2 separate regions of the Homo sapiens genome follow, and region 1 is linked to region 2. The links are chromatin loops, found by intact Hi-C in ENCODE. Cell type or tissue: gastrocnemius medialis. All regions are shown on one strand. Each heading gives the region's core, and the rest is flanking DNA. Links, peaks and the distances in the headings are about the cores only.

Region 1 (4,501 bases), core at 264-4,263, 91 kb after region 2:
TCAAAAAAAAAAAAAAAGAAAAAAGAAAAAAAAAAAAAAAAGAAAAGGAAAAAAGAAAAGAAAAAGAAAGGAGCTCTTTCTCAGTGAACGGGTCCTGCACTCAGGCGCAGACGGGGAAGCGGAGCCAACATGCCAGTGGCCCGGAGCTGGGTTTGTCACAAAACTTATGTGACCCCGCGGAGACCCTTCGAGAAATCTCGTCTCGACCAAGAGCTGAAGCTGATCGGCGAGTATGGGTTCCGGAACAAACGTGAGGTCTAGAGGGTCAAATTTACCTTGGCCAACATCCGCAAGGCCGCCCGGGAACTGCTGACGCTTGATGAGAAGGACCCACGGCGTCTGTTTGAAGGCAACGTCCTGCTGCGGCGGCTGCTCCGCATTGGGGTGCTGGATGAGGGCAAGACGAAGCTGGATTACATCCTGGGCCTGAAGATAGAGGATTTCTTAGAGAGACGCCTACAGACCCAGGTCTTCAAGCTGGGCTTGGCCAAGTCCATCCACCACGCTGGCGTACTGATCCGCCAGCGCCGTGTCAGGGTCCGCAATCAGGTGGCGAACATCCCGTCCTTCATTGTCCGCCTGGATTCCCAGAAGCGCATCGACTTGTCTCTGCGCTCTCCCTATGGGGTGGCCGCCCCGGCCGCGTGAAGAGGAAGAACGCCAAGAAGGGCCAGGGTGAGGGTGGGGCTGGAGACGACGAGGAGGAGGATTAAGTCCACCTGTCCCTCCTGGGCTGCTGGATTGTCTCGTTTTCCTGCCAAATAAACAGGATCAGCACTTTACAATTGGAAAAAAAAAGAAAGAAAGGAAAGTAAGAGTAGCAACCTCATAGGCAGAGTAGCTCTGAGGATCGTTGGTTGGTTATTTTAATGGTTAGTTGTTGAATATATGCTAAATAAAAGGTGAATTACACATGGGTTTTCTAGATAAGAGGCAGGGAGTTCCCAGAACCTGGGCTTTCACCCCGTCCAGACCACACAGGGTAACTTTTCAGCATGGCCATGGCATTTGTAAACTGTCATGGTGCTGGTGGCAGTGTTTTTAGCATGTTAATGCATTACAATTAGCATATAATGAGCAGTGAAAGTAACCAGACGTCACTTCCTTTTTAGTTGTTGTTGTTTTTTGAGATGGAGTTTGGCTCTTGTTGCCCAGGCTGGAGTGCAATGGCGCGATCTTGGCTCACCACAACCTCTGCCTCCCGGGTTCAAGAAATTCTCCTGCCTCAGCCTCCCAGGTAGCTGGGATTACAGGCAGGCACCACCACGCCGGGCTAATTTTGTATTTTGAGTAGAGACAGGGTTTCTCCGTGTTGGTCAGGCTGGTCTCGAACTCCTGACCTCAGGTAATTCACCCGCCTCGGCCTCCCTAGGTGCAGGGATTACAGGCATGAGGCACCGGGCCCGGCCCCAGAGGTCCCTTTCATTGTCCTCTTGGTTCTAGCTGGTTTTAGCCAGTTTCTTTTGCTGTTTTCTGTCTTATGAGTGAGGTCTTGTGTCCTGTTGTCTTGGAAACCAGTCTTGCCAAATTCCTATCTCACTAGGGTATGAAAAACAAAGACAAAGGTTAGAGTTATTAAAAACTATACATTTGGATCAGGAGCCAGTGGACATAAAACTGAGCCTCTGGGCTGGGCCCAGTGGCTCACGCCTGTAATTCCAGCACTTTGGGAGGCCAAGGCGGGTGGATCACCTGAGGTTGGGAGTTCAAGACCAGCATGGCCAACACGGGGAAAACCTGTCTCTACTAAAAATACAAAAATTAGCTGGGCGTGGTTACGCACGTCTGCAATCCATTACTCGGGAGGCTGAGGCAAGAGAATCACTTGAACCCGCGAGATGGAGTTTGCAGTGAGCCAAGATCACGCCATTGCACTCCAGCCTGGGCTACAGAGTGAGACTCTGTCTCAAAAAAAAAAAAAAACTGAGGCTCTGAAGAGGAGGCACTGCTCAGATGGTGCTGGTGTTTCTGAGCTCAGAGGAGGATCACTAGAGACTGGAATTTTCTTTCTTTTTTTTTTTTTTTTGAGACGGAGTCTCGCTCTGTCACCCAGTCTAGAGTGCAGTGGCGTGATCTTGGCTCATTACAAGCTCAGCCTCCCGGGTTCATGCCATTGCCCTGCCTCAGCCTCCCGAGTAGCTGGGACTACAGGTGCCCGCCACTATGCCCGGCTTATTTTTTGTATTTTTAGTAGGGACAGGATTTCACCGTGTTAGCCAGGATGGCCTCGATCTTCTGACCTCGTGATTGACCCGCCTCAGCCTCCCAAAGAGCTGGAATTACAGGCGTGAGCTACCGCACCCGGCCCGAGACTGGAATTTTCTCAGGCAGGGGTGCTGGTCTGGCATCCCCAAATGGTCTGGCATCTCTGAGGATGTGCAAGTTTGGAAAAACTGCAAATTGGATTTAGCTGCTGCTACAGGAAAGAACTGCCTTGGACAGGGTGAAGAAGCTTTGCTGACGCAGATGAGAACAGGAAACCAACGGGAAGTAAGCAGAGAGCAAACAGGAAGGAGCAAGAACCCTTTTCCTCCTTCAGGCTCTACGGTCAGTCTGGCACCCCCTATTGGCAGAGGCTAACACACCACTTGGCAAAGTGAAAGTGGGGTTTTCAGAGTCCCATTCCCAGTTACCCAAAGCCCAGTGCTGGGAAATAGATTTGAAGCCAAGAGATAATAGCTTAAGAAGTGGTACACATAATAATAGTATGTGCCAAGGACCAGCAATTATGATTAATCCAATTCTGTACCCCTGAGGACCAAATATATTTTTGAAAGACTACTTGCAAAAAAAAAAAGTCGTGGCCGGGCGCGGTGGCTCACGCCTGTAATCCCAGCACTTTAGGAGGCTGAGGCGGGTGGATCACGAGGTCAGGAGATCGAGACCATCCTGGCTAACATGGTGAAACCCCGTCTCTACTAAAAATACAAAAAAATTAGCCGGGTGTAGTGGCGGGCGCCTGTAGTCCCAGCTACTCGGGAGGCTGAGGCAGGAGAATGGCGTGAACCCGGGAGGCGGAGCTTGCAGTGAGCCGAGATTGCGCCAGGCAGTATTCCAACCAAAAATAAATTTCTTGGTCAGGTGCAGTGGCTCACGCCTGTAATCCCAGCTACTCGGGAGACTGAGGCACAAGAATCATTTGGGCCTGGGAAGAGGAGGTTGCAGTGAGCCGAGATTGCACCACTGCACTCCAGCCTGGGTGACAGAGTGAAACTCGGTCTCAAACAGGCGGGGCACGGTGGCTCAAGCCTGTAATCCCAGCACTTTGGGAGGCCGAGGCGGGCAGATCACATGAGGTCAGGAGTTCTAGACCAGCCCGACCAACATGGAGAAACCCCGTCTCTACTAAAAATACAAAATTAACCGGGCATGGTGGTGCCTGCCTGTAATCCTAGCTAACTTGAGAGGCTGAGGCAGGAAAATCTCTTGAACCGGGGTAGGTGGAGCTTGTGGTGAGCCGAGACTGTGCAATTGCACTCCAGCCTGGGCAACGAGAACAAAACTCCGTCTCAAAAAAATAAATAAAAATAAAAGCAAATTTCAAAAAAGAATATGAGGGTTGAGGCTGAGGTGTTTGCAGTTTGTATTCTTTATTCCTGTGTAAAAAAAAAAGTTACCCCAAAGTATAGCAACTTGAATTAACAAACATTTATTATCTCACATAGTTGTTAAAAGTCAGGAAATCAAAAGTAGCTTAGCTAAGGTGGTTCTGGCTCCGTGTCCCTCATGAAGTTGTGGTTAAGCTGTCAGCCGGGTGACAGTCATCTGAAGGCTTGACTGGGACTGGAGGATCTGCTTCCAAGATGGCTCACTCATGTGTGCCTCACTGGCTGTTGGCAGGAGGTCTCAGTTCTTTACCACGTGGGCCTCTTCATGGGCAGCTTGAGTGTCCTCATGACATGGTGGCTGGCTTCCCCCAGAGCAAGTGATTGAGAAACAGAGCAAGAAGGAAGCCACAATGTCTTGTGTTGTTTTGTTTTGTTTTTTGTTTTGTTTTGAGACACAGCCTTGTTCTGTTGCCAGGCTGGAATGCACTGGTGCAATCTCAGCTCACTGCAACCTCCGCATCCCGGGTTCAAGCGATTCTCCTGCCTCAGCCTCCTGAGTAGCTGGGACTACAGGCACATGCCACCACACCCAGCTAATTTTTGCATTTTTAGTAGATACAGGGTTTCACCATGTTGGTCAGGATGGTCTCGATCTCTTGACTTCGTGATCAGCTCGCCTCAGCCTCCTAAAGTGCTGGGATTACAGGTGTGAGCCACCATGCCCGGCCAAAAGAAAGCCACAATGTCTTTTGTGACCTAATCACTATTTTTTTTTTTTTTTTGAGACGGGGTTTCACTCTTGTTGCCCAGGCTGGAGTGCAATGGCGCGATCCCGGCTCACCACAACCTCTGCCTCCCGGGTTCAAGCAGTTCTCCTGCCTCAGCCTCCTGAGTAGCTGGGATTACAGGCATGCACCACCATGCCCAGCTAATTTTGTATTTTTAGTAGAGAT
Region 2 (4,239 bases), core at 1-4,000:
GGGGATGCTATGGAAACTCTTACACCTGTTCTGCTGGCCCTGGCTCAGTCCTCATCCTCTTTCTTCTGGACCATTGTCCCAACCTCCTCCTATCCTCTCAGCTTCCAGTCCTATCCCCACCTGGTCCCAGAAGAATCTTTTTTCTTTTTTTTTTTTCTTTTCTTTCTCTTTCTTTTCTTTTTTCTTTTCTTTCTCTCTTTTTATTTGAGACGTAGTTTCACTCTTGTTGCCCAGGCTGGAGTACAATGGCACCATCTCGGCTCACTGCAGCCTGCGCCTCCCGGGTTCAAGTAATTCTCCTGCCTCAGCTTCCCGAGCAGCTGGGATTACAGGCGCCCACCACTACGCCCGGCTAATTTTTTGTATTTTTAGTAGAGACAGGGTTTCACCATGTTGGCCAAGCTGGTCTCGAACTTCTTACCTCAGGTGATCCACCTGCCTTGGCCTCCCACAGTGCTGGGATGACAGGCGTGAGCCACTGCGCCTGGGCCATCTTTCTTTCTTTTCTGAGACAGGGTCTTGCTCTGTCATCCAGGCTAGAGCACAGTGGCTCAGTCATAGCTCACTGCAGCCTTGAACTCCTGGATTCAAGTGATCCTCTCATCTCAGCCTCCCCAGTAGCTGACACTATAGGCACTGTGCCACCACATTCAGCTATTTTTTTTTTTTTTTTTTTTTTGAGACAGAGTCTTACACTGTCACAGGGGCTGGAGTGCAATGGCGCAATCTTGGCTCACTGCAACCTCTGCCTCCTGGGTTCAAACGATTCCCCTGCCTCAACCTCCCGAGTAGCTAGGATTATAAGCGCTGGTCACCACGCCTGGCCCAGCTAATTTTTTGTATTTTTAGTAGAGACAGGGTTTCACTATGTTGGCCAGGCTGGTCTTGAACGCCTGACCTCGTGATCCACCCGCCTCAGCCTCCCAAAGTGCTGGGATTACAGGCATGAGCCACCGCGCCCGGCTGACATTCAGCTATTTTTTTTTTTAAGAGATGGACTAGGGTTGGGGATGGGTTTCCATTAAGTTGCCCGGGCTGGTCTCGAACTCCTGGGCTCAAGCAGTCCTCCCGCCTCAGCCTCCCATAGTGCTGGGATGACAGGTGTGAGCCATCACACCCGGCCACCAGAAGAACCCTACTATATCCAGAGCTGGCTCTGCCCCTTTCCTGCTCACAGCCCTCCGGCAGCCTCCACCTCCCCCAGGACAAGGTCCCAGCTCCTCAGCCTGGTGTTTGAAGGCCTGTGGCACCTGGCACCCCCTAACCTGTTGCTAAATCCACAGTCTACTTCCACCCAGCTACCTCACAGTCCTGAGATCCCAACAAGTTTCCAACCTCAGTGCATGTTCTTCCTCCTGCCTCTCAGATCTCTAGCTACCTCTACTTAAATACTGCTCTTGTGGACTTGCCTGGTGTGGCGGCCTCCCAGGCATGTGACTCTCAGCAGGTGACTTGGCTTCTCTACGTTGCTAATGGTGCCTACTCGGCATGTAACAGGCCTGGATGAACGGTAGCTGCTGCGGTTACATTATTAGCTTCAGTTTGCCCGCCCAGGCTAGATGTTTAATCAGATTTCACAGACTTCACAGTGTGAGTTGGGGATGTGACTTCGTATGAAAGTGAAGGAACTCAGGCTCAGAGAGGGTGAGACGTAGGAGCATGGCCACTGCGCGAGCTCGGGGCTGGCTGTGGGTTTCTCCCCATTCCCTGCCCATCTGGGAAGTCGCTGCCACCCCCTACGCTTGTCTGCTGACTCCCAGTCCTCCTGCCTCCCGTACCCAGGAAGCCCTCTCCGGGTTCGCTGAGGCCGCGGGCACGACCTTCGTCAGTCTGGTGGTGTCCGGCCGGGTGGTGGCAGCAACAGAGGGTTGGTGGCGGCTGGGGACGCCCGAGGCCGTGCTGCTCCCCTGGCTGGTGGGGTCCCTGCCGCCGCAGACCGCTCGCGACTACCCGGTGTACCTGCCGCACGGGAGCCCCACGGTGAGTGGGTGGCGGGCACCGACGGAGGGATGTGACCTGGGGGCCGAGTCGCGAGGAGGCGGGATCTGCGATGGAAAGGGGCCGGGCCGCGATGAGCCCCAGCCTGTGCCCTGCTTCAGGTCCCACACCGGCTCCTGACCCTGACTCTGCTGCCGAGCCTGGAGCTGTGTCTACTCTGCGGGCCGAGCCCACCCCTCAGCCAGTTGTATCCACAGGTGAACCCGCGCCACGTCCCGCTTTCGCTCTTAGGACACCCGCTACCAGGAGGGCCCTTCCCCACCACCCTGCCCTGCCAGCGGCATCTTTCCCCAGCCCCGCCTCTTCTGGACTGCGCTCCAGTCATTCACCTACCCGCCAAGATCGGCCGCTCCCGCCTCTGCCTCTATTCTTCCAGGCCTCGCCCCTTCCCCAGTCCCTTCTGCCCTCCGCCCTCCACTCTTCTTGCAGGCCCCGCCCCTCCCGATTGACCACGCCCCTATCCTTGTACACCCCCCGACCTCCCCCGCCGGCCCCGCCTTCCCATGACGACCTCACAATGACCACGCCCCCTGCAGCTTCTGGAGCGCTGGTGGCAGCCACTGCTGGACCCGTTGCGGGCCTGTCTGCCGTTGGGACCCCGGGCGCTGCCCAGTGGCTTCCCCCTTCACACAGACATCCTCGGGTAGGGCTCGGATGGAGGGAGTGGGTCGGGGGTCATGTCCTCTTCCCCAGCCATGACATTCCCTTCCCTTTCCCACAGGCTGCTGCTCCTCCACCTGGAACTGAAGCGCTGCCTCTTCACCGTGGAGCCCTTGGGGGATAAAGGTGACTGAGGACAGGGGCAGGGGCAGGGGTAGGAGGGGCGTGGGCCGGGGAGGCGCTCTGCATCACCGCCTTTTCCTCCCAGCAGAGCCTTCACCAGAACAGCGCCGGCGCCTCCTCCGAAACTTCTATACCCTGGTCACCTCCACGCACTTCCCACCAGGTCAGCGGAAGGCACAGTGCTCCCACTGCGCAGGCGGGGACACTGAGTCCCAGGTCGCACAAAATGGGAGTAGGAGGTGGGGTTGGAGGATCCGGAGGAACCCAGTATGCACTGGGCCATAGGGCAGTGGTTTTCCTTGAGATCTGAGCATTGATGCAGATGGGAAGGGAGGGGAAGGGAGGTCCCCGCCTGGCTTCAGAATCTCCTGGATCATAGTCAACAATAGTTAACACTGAGACCTCACCTCTTCCCAGTGCCTTTACACGTAATGAAAGAATGAAATCACTTCATCCTCACAGGTGAGGACTATCCCATTACCTCATCATTCCCATATTACAGATGAGGAAACTGAGGCTCAGCTCATGAGTGGCAGAGCCATATTTGAACACAGGGGATCTTGCTCCCATATCCACACAGTCCAGCGCTCTGCACAACTGCCAAAAGCACAGGCTTTGCTGATAGGCTGAGGGTATGGAGGAGGATTTCACAAGATTCTGGGTTAGAACGGAAAAATTGTCGTAGAACCCTTAAGGGCCCAGAAAGACAAAGAAAGGGACCTGGGATGGCGCTGTGACCCCAGTGAAGCCCGGATGAATGCAGCACAGTGGTCAAGAGCTCCAACTCGGGGGCTGCACCCCTTCTTAGCTGTGCGACTCCACCTCCCACTGGCCCCTGCCTGTTTCCCTCCACCCGCCTTGTACAGTGGGGCGGGTGGGCTCCTGGAAAAGGCTACAGGAGCTCCTGTGTTGCTGCCGTGTTCGCCATGTGTATTGCTAAGAGGATCACCTGCAGCTGCACAGTTTCTCCAGGAAAATGGGGGCCAAGGCTGAGAAAGAGGAAGAGGGTGAGCTGAGTGACATCATTGTGGTCTTCAAGTTGCTGACAGCCAGCTAGAGCCCCGAGGCCCTCCCCTGGCAGGAGGCTCCCAAAACCTGTGTTCAGAGACCCCACGCGTTCAGAACTTGGGATCAGGATGTGGTGTGGCTTGCAAAGGTTAGCATGCTACTTGTCATGTCAGTGCCCCCTGTTCTTTCTCCAGAGCCAGGGCCACCAGAGAAGACAGAAGATGAGGTCTACCAGGCCCAGCTGCCCAGAGCTTGCTACCTGGTGTTGGGGACTGAGGAACCAGGCACAGGAGTGCGTCTGGTGGCCTTGCAGCTGGGGCTTCGGCGGCTGCTGCTGCTGCTGTCTCCCCAGAGTCCCACCCATGGGCTGCGAAGCCTGGCCACCCACACTCTGCATGCCCTCACCCCACTTCTTTGACTACCTAGCAGTGGGTGATGGACACAGACATG

The links. Peaks named below come from ENCODE experiments on the same cell type or tissue, not always from the same donor. Only the 100,000 strongest peaks of a DNase experiment are listed, where the experiment ranks them.
Region 1: a loop joins it to region 2, with 4 times the contacts of the local background. A loop is called at or near these places in 11 of 110 quality-filtered maps.

What each region holds. Positions count from the first base shown.
Region 1 is chr19:49,715,710-49,720,210 of GRCh38, reverse strand. It overlaps the pseudogene RPS9P4. Among named protein-coding and RNA genes, the nearest start is that of CPT1C, 27 kb to the right of the region's middle. RefSeq lists a cis regulatory region at 2,258-2,793. In gastrocnemius medialis, for the core only: a CTCF peak has its summit at 2,570 (motif pointing left); a DNase peak (open chromatin) is centred at 2,520; H3K4me3 peaks cover 1,200 bases; H3K27ac peaks cover 819 bases.
Region 2 is chr19:49,807,119-49,811,357 of GRCh38, reverse strand. It overlaps FUZ (fuzzy planar cell polarity protein), which reads left to right. Exons shown (of 11, transcript NM_025129.5): 6 at 1,783-1,980; 7 at 2,100-2,195; 8 at 2,535-2,641; 9 at 2,720-2,784; 10 at 2,870-2,944; 11 at 3,984-4,239. The coding sequence ends at 4,207. It overlaps LOC105372435 (a long non-coding RNA gene), which reads right to left and starts at 2,438. Exons shown (of 2, transcript NR_187900.1): 1 at 2,332-2,438; 2 at 1,532-2,045. RefSeq lists a silencer at 1,862-2,031 and an enhancer at 2,212-2,311. In gastrocnemius medialis, for the core only: a CTCF peak has its summit at 1,877 (motif pointing right); DNase peaks (open chromatin) are centred at 1,447, 1,947, 2,437, 3,954 and 2 weaker places; H3K4me3 peaks cover 1,446 bases; H3K27ac peaks cover 2,970 bases.